2 separate regions of the Homo sapiens genome follow, and region 1 is linked to region 2. A link is a loop called in an ENCODE intact Hi-C map of the cell type or tissue named here. Cell type or tissue: thyroid gland. All regions are shown on one strand. Each heading gives the region's core, and the rest is flanking DNA. Links, peaks and the distances in the headings are about the cores only.

Region 1 (5,343 bases), core at 1-5,000, 48 kb before region 2:
ATTTTGTCCAAAGCTAGACTTTGATGGGAGCAGGCAAGAAGTAACATTTCCTGTGTCCCTACTATGTGTCAGACATCTTCTGTAAGTCCCCACACTATCCTGGCAAGAAAAGCATGATTATCCCAGTTCTATAGAAGAGAAAGTAGGGTCAAAGAGGCTAAGGAACTAGCCTGGGATCACAGATTTTTAACCCTAGTCTGTCTCCAGGATCACCCGCAGGAGTAACTCAGCTCAGGAAGCAGCTGCTGACGTGCCCAGCAACTCCTCACCCCAGCTTTCTGGCTTGGTTACTCCATTAGTCCCCACCAGCACCACTTCCTCCCAGCTCTTAAAGATTCTATTCCCAAGTCCATTTCTTTCACATCTAGAAACTTAGGCTTCTTTCCTTCCGTTACTTCCAGTGCTGGCTGAAGATGCAATCAAGGCCGCCCTGGCTGATTACAAATTGAAACAAGAACCCAAAAAAGGAGAGGCAGAGAAGAAATGAGCCCTCCCTCGGCGAAGCCTCCAGCAGGCCACACCAGCTGTTTCCCACCTGCTGTGCAGTCACCTTAGATGTTCAGAAGCCGCTTCCTCTCCACTGAAGAGCTATGAGATACGCACAATACTTGCTGTTCACGTTATGACTCTCATGCAAGCAAAATACACAGTTTCATTGTTCTGAATCCTGTGGTTTCTTTCAGCCCACTTTTATCGCCTTAACCTAGTTAATGTATATTTTGAATTGTGTGTATGACCTCAGAACTGAAATTGATAATGAAGTTGCAAGTTTTGATAGCCCGTGAAGTGCATAAGTATCTAATTTTACCTGAATTGATTTGGGGGGAAATTACCAGTAGAATGCCTTGGTCTGAATATTTGATAGAACCAATTGTTGTACATAAAACAGATTGCGCATATATATATATGTATAAAAAATAATAAAATAATGGAAGATGATGGTGTTCTCTAGTAAGCCTTGTCTCTTGGGCCCATCATTCACCCTGAAGTGGTGCCCAAAGCCCCTTGGGGTTCCCAGAGGTTGGACCGCAGTGACATACACAGCTCTCCAAGCAAACAAAGACAAATATACGTAATATTTTTTGGAACAAGGATGAAAGGAGATGATTATCGCTTGTCATTGTTCTTTGTGTGATAGTAGTTGAAAGCTCAAAGTAAGTCTTGAAGATTCTTTCTGTAATTTCACTGGTTGCTCAAATCTAAAAAGCATTAGCTTGGCACCCTAAAGCGGTAGACCAGATACATGAAGAGCACCTCGGGAATGAGTTTAAAATGCGGATTTCTAGGCCCAAGTTTCTGACTTCTGTCTGGGCAGGTAATTCCAGAGCCCCTGACTTTTAAGAACCTCTTGGGTTTTTTGTGGTCGTAGATGAGCCAAACTTTAGGGAAGAAACTTCTGAATGCTGTGTTCTGCATAGATGTAGTATCTTAAGTGGTTCATTCTGAACTATCTGTACCTGCATAGTACACCTAAGGTTGTTTAAAAAACATTCATCCAGCCGGGCGCAGTGGCTCACACCTGTAATCCCAGCACTTTGGGAGGCCAAGGCGGGTGGATCACGAGGTCAAGAGTTCAAGACCAGCCTGGCCAAGGTAGTGAAACCCCATCTCTACTAAAATTACAAAAATTAGCCAGGCATGGCGGCACGCACCTGTAATCCCAGCTGCTCGGGAGGCTGAGGCAGGAGAATCACTTGACCTGGGAAGTGGAGGTAGCAGTGAGCCAAGATCACACCAGTGCACTCCAGCCTGGGAGACAGAGCAAGACTCCGTCTCAAAGCCAAACAAACAAACATTCATCCCTGGCTTGGGCATAAGTCTAAGCACGGGCCCTCCTACCCTGATGTCTCCCTATTTTTAGCTACCCATAGTCATGCAAATCTCAATAAAGGATGCCCTATCTTCTAGTGAAAATGGGTTATTGAAATATTGACTGCCATAGTCTCAAATGTTCAGCTTCAAAAGTAAGATGTGTTTGTTTTTTCTGGTGGTGGTTTTTTTGTTCAGGTATAGGCTGGCTGCCTCTTAAATATACCTCCCTTGTTTTTTTTGTTGTTTTTTGTTTTTTTGTTTTAATGCTCTGGGTTCTGGTGGAGGGCACAGAACTTCAAAGACTGTTCCTTCTGTAGTCTGTGAAGGCAGCCACAGACCAGGGCCTTTATAGGAATCTCAAATTAGAACCCTGGGTAGAACCATGTAAAATTGTCCTGTGTGGCATGTTCTGCAATTTAATTCACAGTCCCTCTAGACTGAGCTTGTCTCTCCCTTCTTTATTACATGTGGCACCACCACAATTCCCCACCACTTTTCTTTGTGATTTTTTTAATTTAAATGAGACATTTCTGTCCCAGTGAACATCCTCAGAGTTGAACATCAGGAGGAGCTTATAAACAAAGCAATATTCCCAGAAGAGCCCAAGTCTCTAAACGTGGTTGTACTGCTAAAACAAATGGATATTTTTTAAATTCACATTAAAGACACTCTTTCCCCAAACAAATCTAGTTTGAGCCACATGAGGGCATCATGTGCCCTTCAGTGAACTCAAGTCTAGGGGTTTTTGCAGCCTCCAAATAGGTCTTAGCATCTCTAAATAAACCTGTCCATGGAAAACCTCCACAGATAAGTTAAAATGGTCTGTCAAGCACCTGTGCTCTGTTCCAGGCCCTTACATCTGTAATCCTGTTAATTCTCATGACAGCTGCCTGCAGTGGGCATTGATTCAAACAAGGACACTGGCTCAAGAAGCCAACTGACCCTCAGGCCAACTGGCTTGATCTGAGTGACCCAAAGCCCATTCTTCTGCCTCACCCCTCCTGGCAGAACACACCAGGGATTCAAACTGCACATCAGAGGCTCACCTGTGCCTTGAACATTCAATGAAGAAGCTGAACCAACACAGGTTGAGCCTGATGCATTCTCTTGGCCAACTGGCTGCCAAGCACCATGGCCCTCACGCCAACCCTGGCTCCCACCAGGAGCCTAATTAAATCCTGATGCCAAGTTAAATCCAATGCTCTGGAGGTGGGGCCTGGGCACTGGCATCACCTGATGGGCTGGGTGGGTTTATGGGCAGATGGATGGATGGGGAAGCAGAGGCTCCGAGAGGTGAAATGACTTGCCTCAAGGCACACAGCTAGGAAGTGGTAGAATTGAGCTCTGGCTGAGGTCTTCTGCCCACCTCCCACCCTCTCCTGAGTGCCACACTACAGCTATGACCACATCTCGGATGTAACCTTTCCTAAGTGTGATTCCTGGACCAGGGCCACCCGGGACCACATCCAAATGCACAGTTCTAGAACCTCACATTAAGCATTGTCTTGTAAAAACTACTTGGCCCTAGGATGAATTTTCTTAAAAAGACAAACAAATGAGGCACACTTCTCGATACTTCAGGCCCTTTGAACTTGAGGCAAGAGTGCAGACCTTGTGTCTATCTTCACGACAGAAGAGAAGACTTCTAGGTCCCACCAAGTTTTGGTGGTGTTAGAGGGCCCCTACAGATGAGTTCCAGCCCCAACCAAAGATGGACGTGGAGCACATCCCCTGCCAATGGCTCTTGGAGGCCTGTCTGCTTGCTTTCCCCACCCCCCGAGATGACATCAGCCAGCCCCTCAAAAGGCCACCTCCCCAGAGAAGATCATCTCCACCCAGGGAGCAAGCAGCAGGGCAGAGTGGAGTGAGCTTGGAGTGTTGAATCAAATGCTGGCTACCGCTGTGTGACCCTGAGCGAAAGGCTCAACCTCCCCAAGCCTCAGTTTATTCATCTGCAAAATGGGAAAGATAATAGTACCTACCTGATCAGGTAGACCTGACGATTAAATGAGATAATACATGGAAAGCACATGGCACACAGAGTTCACTGTTGGCCAGGTACAGTGGCCCATGCCTATAACCCCAGCACTTTAGGAGGCCAAGGCAGGAGGATTGCTTGAGCCCAGCAGTTAGAGACCAGCCTGTGAGGCAGGAGAGGTAGTCAAGGAAGTGACCATGTCCTCGAGATGCAGCATCCGTGATGACTGTACAGTCAACACAATAAGCCTCAGCATTCACATTGTAATTGAGCAAAGCTCAAGCAAAGCTATCTTCAGTAGGGACTTTCCCCTCTAGAGAGTGTGCGCACTTTGATTTAGCTGTCCTCAAACTGACCCTTTGCTCATTAAAAGAGTAAAAAACACACCCCTAGGTGGAGATTTAAGATGCGAATGAGACATGCAATGTATGAACAAGCACGTACAGCTACTGTGCGTGGGCACCGAAAGGACCACCCAGAACATGCTTACTAGTAACACCTCTCTCAACCCCTTATGAATAATGATGTAAAACCCCCACAAAGGGAGTCTCCCAGCAATAATCAATGCTGTCCTTAAGAGCAGCCTGCCCTAAATCCTGTCTCTCTCAGGGTGTCCTGTCCTTTCTGTACCTAACTTTCAAAATGTTCTTTTTCCTCTGCAATAAATTACTCTATGCTGCACCTCCCCTTTGCTGTGTGTCTCTTGTCTATATTCTTTTAAACTAAGAAGGCAAGAACTGAGATCTTGCAACAATTGTCAATACTTGGGCAAGATGGCAAGACCCCATCTCTACAAAAAATAAAAAAACTAGCTGGCTGTGGTGTCGTGCACCTGTCGTGCACACTACAGTATCATGCACCTGTAGTCTCTGCTACTTGGGATACTGAGGTGGGAGGATCCCTTGAGCCCAGGAGTTCAAGGATGCAGTGAGCTGTGATGGCACCACTGTCCTCTAACCTGGGTGAGAGAGTGAGACCCTGTCTCTTAAAAAAAAAAAAAAAAAAAAGAGGAAGGAGAAGAAGAAAGAAAGAAAAAGGAAAAAAAAATAGTTCATTGCTGTTATGGTGGTTCTCATTATTACAGGTAACACTTCAGCCCTGACTACATACTAGGCACTGTTGCTGGGTGTTTTATATAGATCAGCTCATTTGCCTCACAAAAATCCTAAAGTACTATCAATATCCCATTTTACAGATAGAGAAACTAAAAGGTAAAATGATGTGTCAGCAAATGGTAAGATCAAGATTCTAGCTCAGAGCTGTTTGATCTAGAGCCCAAGCCCCTGCATGCTATGACTGTACTTTCTCTACTGCTATTTTCACTATTACTATTTGCATTGGTATTATTACAGGCACACCTCAGAGATGTTGCAGGTTCGGCTCCAGGTCACTGCAATAAAGTAAATGTTGCAATAAAACGAGTCACACAAATTTTCCCAGTGCATATAAAACTTATGTTTACACTAAACTGGAGTCTGTTAAGTGTGCAATAGCATTATATCTAAAAAAAAAAAACCCAATGTGCATACCTTAATATAAACATAGTTTGTTGC
Region 2 (5,375 bases), core at 200-5,199:
CTTCTCCACATCCTCACCAGCACTGGGTGTTGTCAGTCTTTCTAATTCTAGTCCTGCTGGAGGGTGTGAAGTGGCATCTGACTGTGGCTTTAATTTGCATTTCCCTGATGGCTAATGACCTCAAGCATCTTTTGCAACAGCTTTCCTGGAACCTCCACCTGGAGGTTGAGCAGGCCCTGAGACCCAACTTGGCTGAACCCCAGCTCAGGACACTCCTCTTACCACCAGCCCTGCAACCTCCTTCCATGGCTTTCCCAGCCACCCCGTGGCACCCTCATCAGGATAGCTGCCCAAGTCAGAAACCTGAGATTTCAACCTCCTTTTTCCTCACTTCCAACCCATCAGCAACTCCTACCCTTTTCTTCCCAATTACCTCTCGATTCCACAACTTCTTTGCACCCTGCTCTAGTCCAGGTTCTCCTCATCCTCACACAGCCTCTTCCTCCTCCATGCGGCCACCCTGGCTCCTTCCAGCTGCCCCCACCTTGTCTGCTCCCCTAGTGCAAACTCCTGTGCCCATGATGCTCCCACTGCCTGGAACTTTCTTCCCTCTATCCCTTCCCTCCCAAGTCAATAACTCTGTGTCCTTCAAGTTTCAACCATGATTTTCCTGACCCATGCCCCCCAGCTCTGGCCCCATTGCTCCCAGCATCTCTCCTCTGGGCTCAGGGCCCAGCCATAATCTGACATAATCTGATCTTTTCCTGGGTGATTATTTGATCAATCTGTCCCCCTCTAGACCATGAGCCCCAAAGGGGTCTCGAACTCCTGGCCTCAAGTTATCCGCCCACCTTGGCCTTCCACAGTTCTGGGATTACAGGCCTGTCCTACTCACATGGCATCCCAGGGCCTCTCACAGTGCCTGGCACATTCCATAGTAATCGGTGGCTTGGTTGAGTGGCAAAGAGGGATGGGATCTGGGGAAAGAATTTGGGGAGCCCCTGCCAGATCAGCTGCTGGATGAACCACCCCCAGGGTGGCAGCCCCAGCCTGTAAGAGACAAGGGACCTGGAACAAACTGAGCCCATCATCCCCCGCCCCCCATTTCCTGTCTACCCTCCTTCCTTCCCTGCTGGCAGAGCTGAAGTCAGCACAGTGTGGTTTCCTAACCGTGCAACCGGCTGGAGCAAGTGGTTCAGCTTTCTGAACCTCGGTTTCCCTGGCAAGAAAATGGAACAATCATTGCACCCACATTATGAGGTTGAGTCCTAAATGAGATAATGCAGACAAACTGTTTGACAAGGCACTAGGTATGCAGTAAGTGCTCAGTAAAGGCCAGCTGCTTGCCCCCGGCCATCCCTCTTAGTCCTAGGCCCCAGCTCTGCTGTGTTGTGTTCTCTGCAATGAGAGGGCTGCGCTGTACTCGGTTACCCTCCCAAGGAACAGCGCCTTCCCTCAGCAGCCAGGAGCCACAGAGGGTGACTAATGGGGGACTTCCAGGCCCCAGGGCAGGTCAGCAGGGCTGAGGTTTTGGGGCGTGGGATTCCCCCAGAACCCCGCTGTGATCTCAAGGACAGCGTGACACAGTGGTAAGATCCTGGCTTTCAGGTCTGGGTTCCAATCTCAGATCCTCTTCATGACCTGGGGCAGGTGACTTCACCTAGCTCTCATCCTCAGTTTCATCTTCTGTAAAATGGGGAGAATACTAGAACCGTCTGTGAGAGCTGTTTGAGGGGATTCACGGGGATATTGCAGCTGTGTGTGTGTTCAGGATGTGTTTGCTGAATGGATGAGTGGGGTGATTCAGGCTGGTGGTCCTCAAGGGCATGGGAGGCCCAGGCAGGAGGGGAGGGCACAGGGGTGTGCAGGAGCCAGACTATATCTGCCCGTGAGAGCTAATCAACAAAATTTTCAGAATTTTGTGTCAGTTGTTTAATAAATTAAATTCTATTATATTAAAAGCCAAGGTCATCAGTACTCAAAACTCACCAATTCCTAATAATTGTACTACATTATCCGATGATCGATGCCCTTGTTACTAACACCTATTGTATCATCAACTATATAATGGTTGGTAGCTCAAAATCGGCTGTGGGAGTATTTACATGGAAGACATTGGCAAATGCTACAAATCAGGACTTTTTCCCATTGGAAGCCAGTTGTTAAACACTTAACAGCACGCCACTGGCTTTGGGGCTCCTTCCTGGCTAAATGATCTCCAAGTCTGGCCCAAGGGAAACGCAGGCTTCCACCTGCTCTAAGAGCTGGCGGCGGGCGCCCCCTGGTGGCCGCTTCAAGCACCCGGCTTCGCCCACCCTGAATGAAATCCCACACCTTGGAGAGAGAGAAAACTGTAAAGGGAAGGTGGCCCTCTTCCAACGCAAATGGAAATCTGTGGTTACACAGCATCCTCAGGAGCTGTCAGGAAATAGGGGAAAGCTCCCAGGAAGACGAGGTGACAAGATCCCTGGGGAACAACTCAGAGGTCCTTCAGCCTGAGTCCACAGCCCCCTGCTGTGGAGCCTTCAGCTCCCCTTCTCTGATTTTTCTGATCCCTCCCAAAGGGGAGGTAGACTCAGTCTCTCCTGACCCATCAGCCTGCCGACCCCGGGTGTTAACTGACCCAGCCCATGGCAGACACTCCCACCTTCTTCCATCAGCACCCCCAGGACACTTTGAACACACCTGCCTGTGTGTATCAGATTTGATCCTTCCAGAAGTTCAGGGGAGGAGACAGACACTGCATTTCCAATATGTGTGGGCCCTCTCCCCACTCCTCCCCGATGCTGTCCCATGGCCTTTCCCCCTGACGGCTCTTTCCTACCTTTCCCTTGTCTCTTTCCTCCAACCCCTCTCTCCCAAGCCACAGCCAACCCCTGCCAGACTCAACCTTCTCTGTGAACTCCCCTTTTCCGGGATAAACCATTGGGGGCAAGGAAAGAAGTCCTTCACTTCCAAAGAGGCCATTGAAGGTATTTTTTTTCTTTTTCCTTTTCTTTTCTTTTCTTTTTTTTTTTTTTTTTTTTTGAGACAGCTTTTCACTGCTGTTGCCAAGGCTGGAGTGCAATGGCATGACCTTGGCTCACTGCAACTTCTACCTCCCAGGCTCAAGTGATTCTCCCACTTCAGCCTCCTGAGTAGCTGGGACTACAGGCGCACATCACTGCACCTGGCTAATTTTTGTATTTTTTGTAGAGACGGGGTTTCACCATGTTGCCCAGGCTGATCTCAAATTCCTGAGCTCAAGCCGTCCTCCTGCCTCGGTCTCCCAAAGTGCTGGGATTACAGGCGTGAACCACCACACCCAGCCGGAGGTATTTTTCAAGAAGAAAAATAAAGACTATCCCCTGAGATGACTTTTATTCCTCTCCTAGAAGGTAGAACAGAGTCTGTTTAAGCGGCAGCTTCTTTCTCTCTCTATGGAAATGACTGGAAGGTATTTGGGAGCAGAAGAGCAAGAACTCTCCAAATCCTGGTTTTCTAATCTGACTGAAACTGCCTTTGCAAAAATTATAACTGAGGAAATGATGACAGTGGAAGAGACCAGACCGAACAGACTCCATCTTGCTTCTAGCCTTTAAGCTGTCCTTGTTCATTCCTTCCCCAAAGTTAGGCTGAACTAACTTTGGGAAATAATTCAGTTCGTGTTTTGACTCTGAAACAAAATTAATAATATCCCTTCCCCCCGAAAAGACCCCCTTCTTGCCTGGGGACCGATCTGCCTTTGCAGGACTAACAAATTAGCTACAAGATTCGAAATTATGGTTTAGGGGTCATGCAGCCTCTGGCTCCAAGAGTCTAAGCCTCCCCAAATTGCTCCTGTGGATAACATCAGTATTGTAAAACCTCAGAGCACTACGTGAGATATTTTGCAGACCCCGCACTGGATGGATCAGTTGACACCACCTAGGCTGGTATTCTGGCTCAACCAGTTCTGCCATCGCAGCCGGGAACAGAAGACATGAAGAAAACCTCACTGCAACCCCCTATGACTGTATCTCCAACCTGACCAATCAGCACTCCCAACTTCCCAAGTCCTTACCCGCCAAATTGTCGTTAAAAACTCTGATCCCCGTCTCCTGTACAGCCTGCTCTGCATGAATTACTCTGTCTCCCTTGCAATTCCCCTGTCTTGATAAATCGGCTCTGTCTAGGCAGCAGGCAAGGTGGATCCACTGGGCGGTGACCTGACCCCCACAAGGTAGTGTGAGTTTTGAATGGGATAATGCAAGTGTTGCTTAAATAGCAGGGCCAACCTGGTTTACTGGGGCTGAGTTTCACGGAATATGGGACTTTCAGTGCTAAAATCAAGAAAGTTCCGGGCAAACTGGGACGACTGGTCACCCTATGCTTAAAATCAGGCGTCAGCAAACTGACGGAGCTGAAATGAGCCTGCCGCCCGTTTGTAAATAAAGTTTTATTAGAACACAACCATGCGCATTCATTTATGGACATATTGTCAGTGGCTGCTTTTGTACTACAAGGACAGAGTTGAGTTGTTGCAACAGAGGCTATGGTGTTGCAACAGTTAAGGCCTACAGTATTCACTGTTTGGTCCTTTAAGAAAAAGTTTGGCAGCTTGAACTTTTCCACCATTTGACAGCAAATCAGTGCTTCTGTGAGTTGTACAAAAGGTTGCAGGCTGCATCTAGGATCACCAATAAGCTACTGGCTGTTAATGAGAGACAGGGCCTGAGTGAAAAGGAGAGGTCAGGGTGAGCTTCTGGAGAGTGGGAAAGATTCTGTGCTTGGCCAAGCTTTAATCAGTCAGGCCCCTGAGTCCTCTCCTAGGCCCATCTGTGCACTTCCTTTTAAAATCCAGTTCTGGGCCGGGCGTGGTGGCTCACACCTGTAATCCCAGCACTTTGGGAGGCCAAGGCGGGAGAATCACCTGAGGTCGGGAGTTCAAGACCAGCCTGACCAACATAGAGAAACACCATCTCTACTAAAAATACAAAATTAGCTGGGCGTGGTGGCGCATGCCTGTAATCCCAGCTACTCAGGAGGCTGAGGCAGGAGAATCACTTGAACTCAGGAGGCGGAGGTTGCAGTGAGCCAGATCGCGCCATTGCACTCCAGCCTGGGCAACAAGAGCAAAACTCCATCTCAAAATAAATAAATAAATAAAATCCAGTTCTAACAAGAACTCTGCTAAGTCAGCTTAGCAACAACCCTCCCCCCACCACTCCATATCTGATCACCTCCCATATCTGATCACCTCCTATATCTGATCACGTTCCTCATCTGCCACCATCCCCCCGGTGATGTCTGAGCACCCTGGCCTGCCTCCAGTATGAATCCTGTTAGGTCAGTGTAGAAAATGACCGAGAACCCATCCCCAGCAGTCAGTTTAGCCAGAATTCCCCTTCCCCTGATGTTTCCTCTTGGTAATTTTCCAGCTGCAGATATCCAACCCTGTTCCCTGGCTATCAGCT

The links. A loop is a pair of places that touch in the nucleus more often than their neighbours do. Peaks named below come from ENCODE experiments on the same cell type or tissue, not always from the same donor. Only the 100,000 strongest peaks of a DNase experiment are listed, where the experiment ranks them.
Region 1: a loop joins it to region 2, with 9 times the contacts of the local background. A loop is called at or near these places in 107 of 110 quality-filtered maps.

Annotation. Positions count from the first base shown.
Region 1 is chr12:108,568,430-108,573,772 of GRCh38, forward strand. It overlaps ISCU (iron-sulfur cluster assembly enzyme), which reads left to right. Exons shown (of 5, transcript NM_213595.4): 5 at 402-939. The coding sequence ends at 487. Among named protein-coding and RNA genes, the nearest start is that of ISCU, 8.5 kb to the left of the region's middle. RefSeq lists an enhancer at 507-656. In thyroid gland, for the core only: a CTCF peak has its summit at 2,507; a DNase peak (open chromatin) is centred at 3,242; H3K27ac peaks cover 545 bases.
Region 2 is chr12:108,616,071-108,621,445 of GRCh38, forward strand. No RefSeq gene overlaps it. Among named protein-coding and RNA genes, the nearest start is that of SELPLG, 15 kb to the right of the region's middle. RefSeq lists enhancers at 1,222-1,681, 2,262-2,311. In thyroid gland, for the core only: a CTCF peak has its summit at 2,225 (motif pointing left); DNase peaks (open chromatin) are centred at 2,211 and 3,061; H3K27ac peaks cover 701 bases.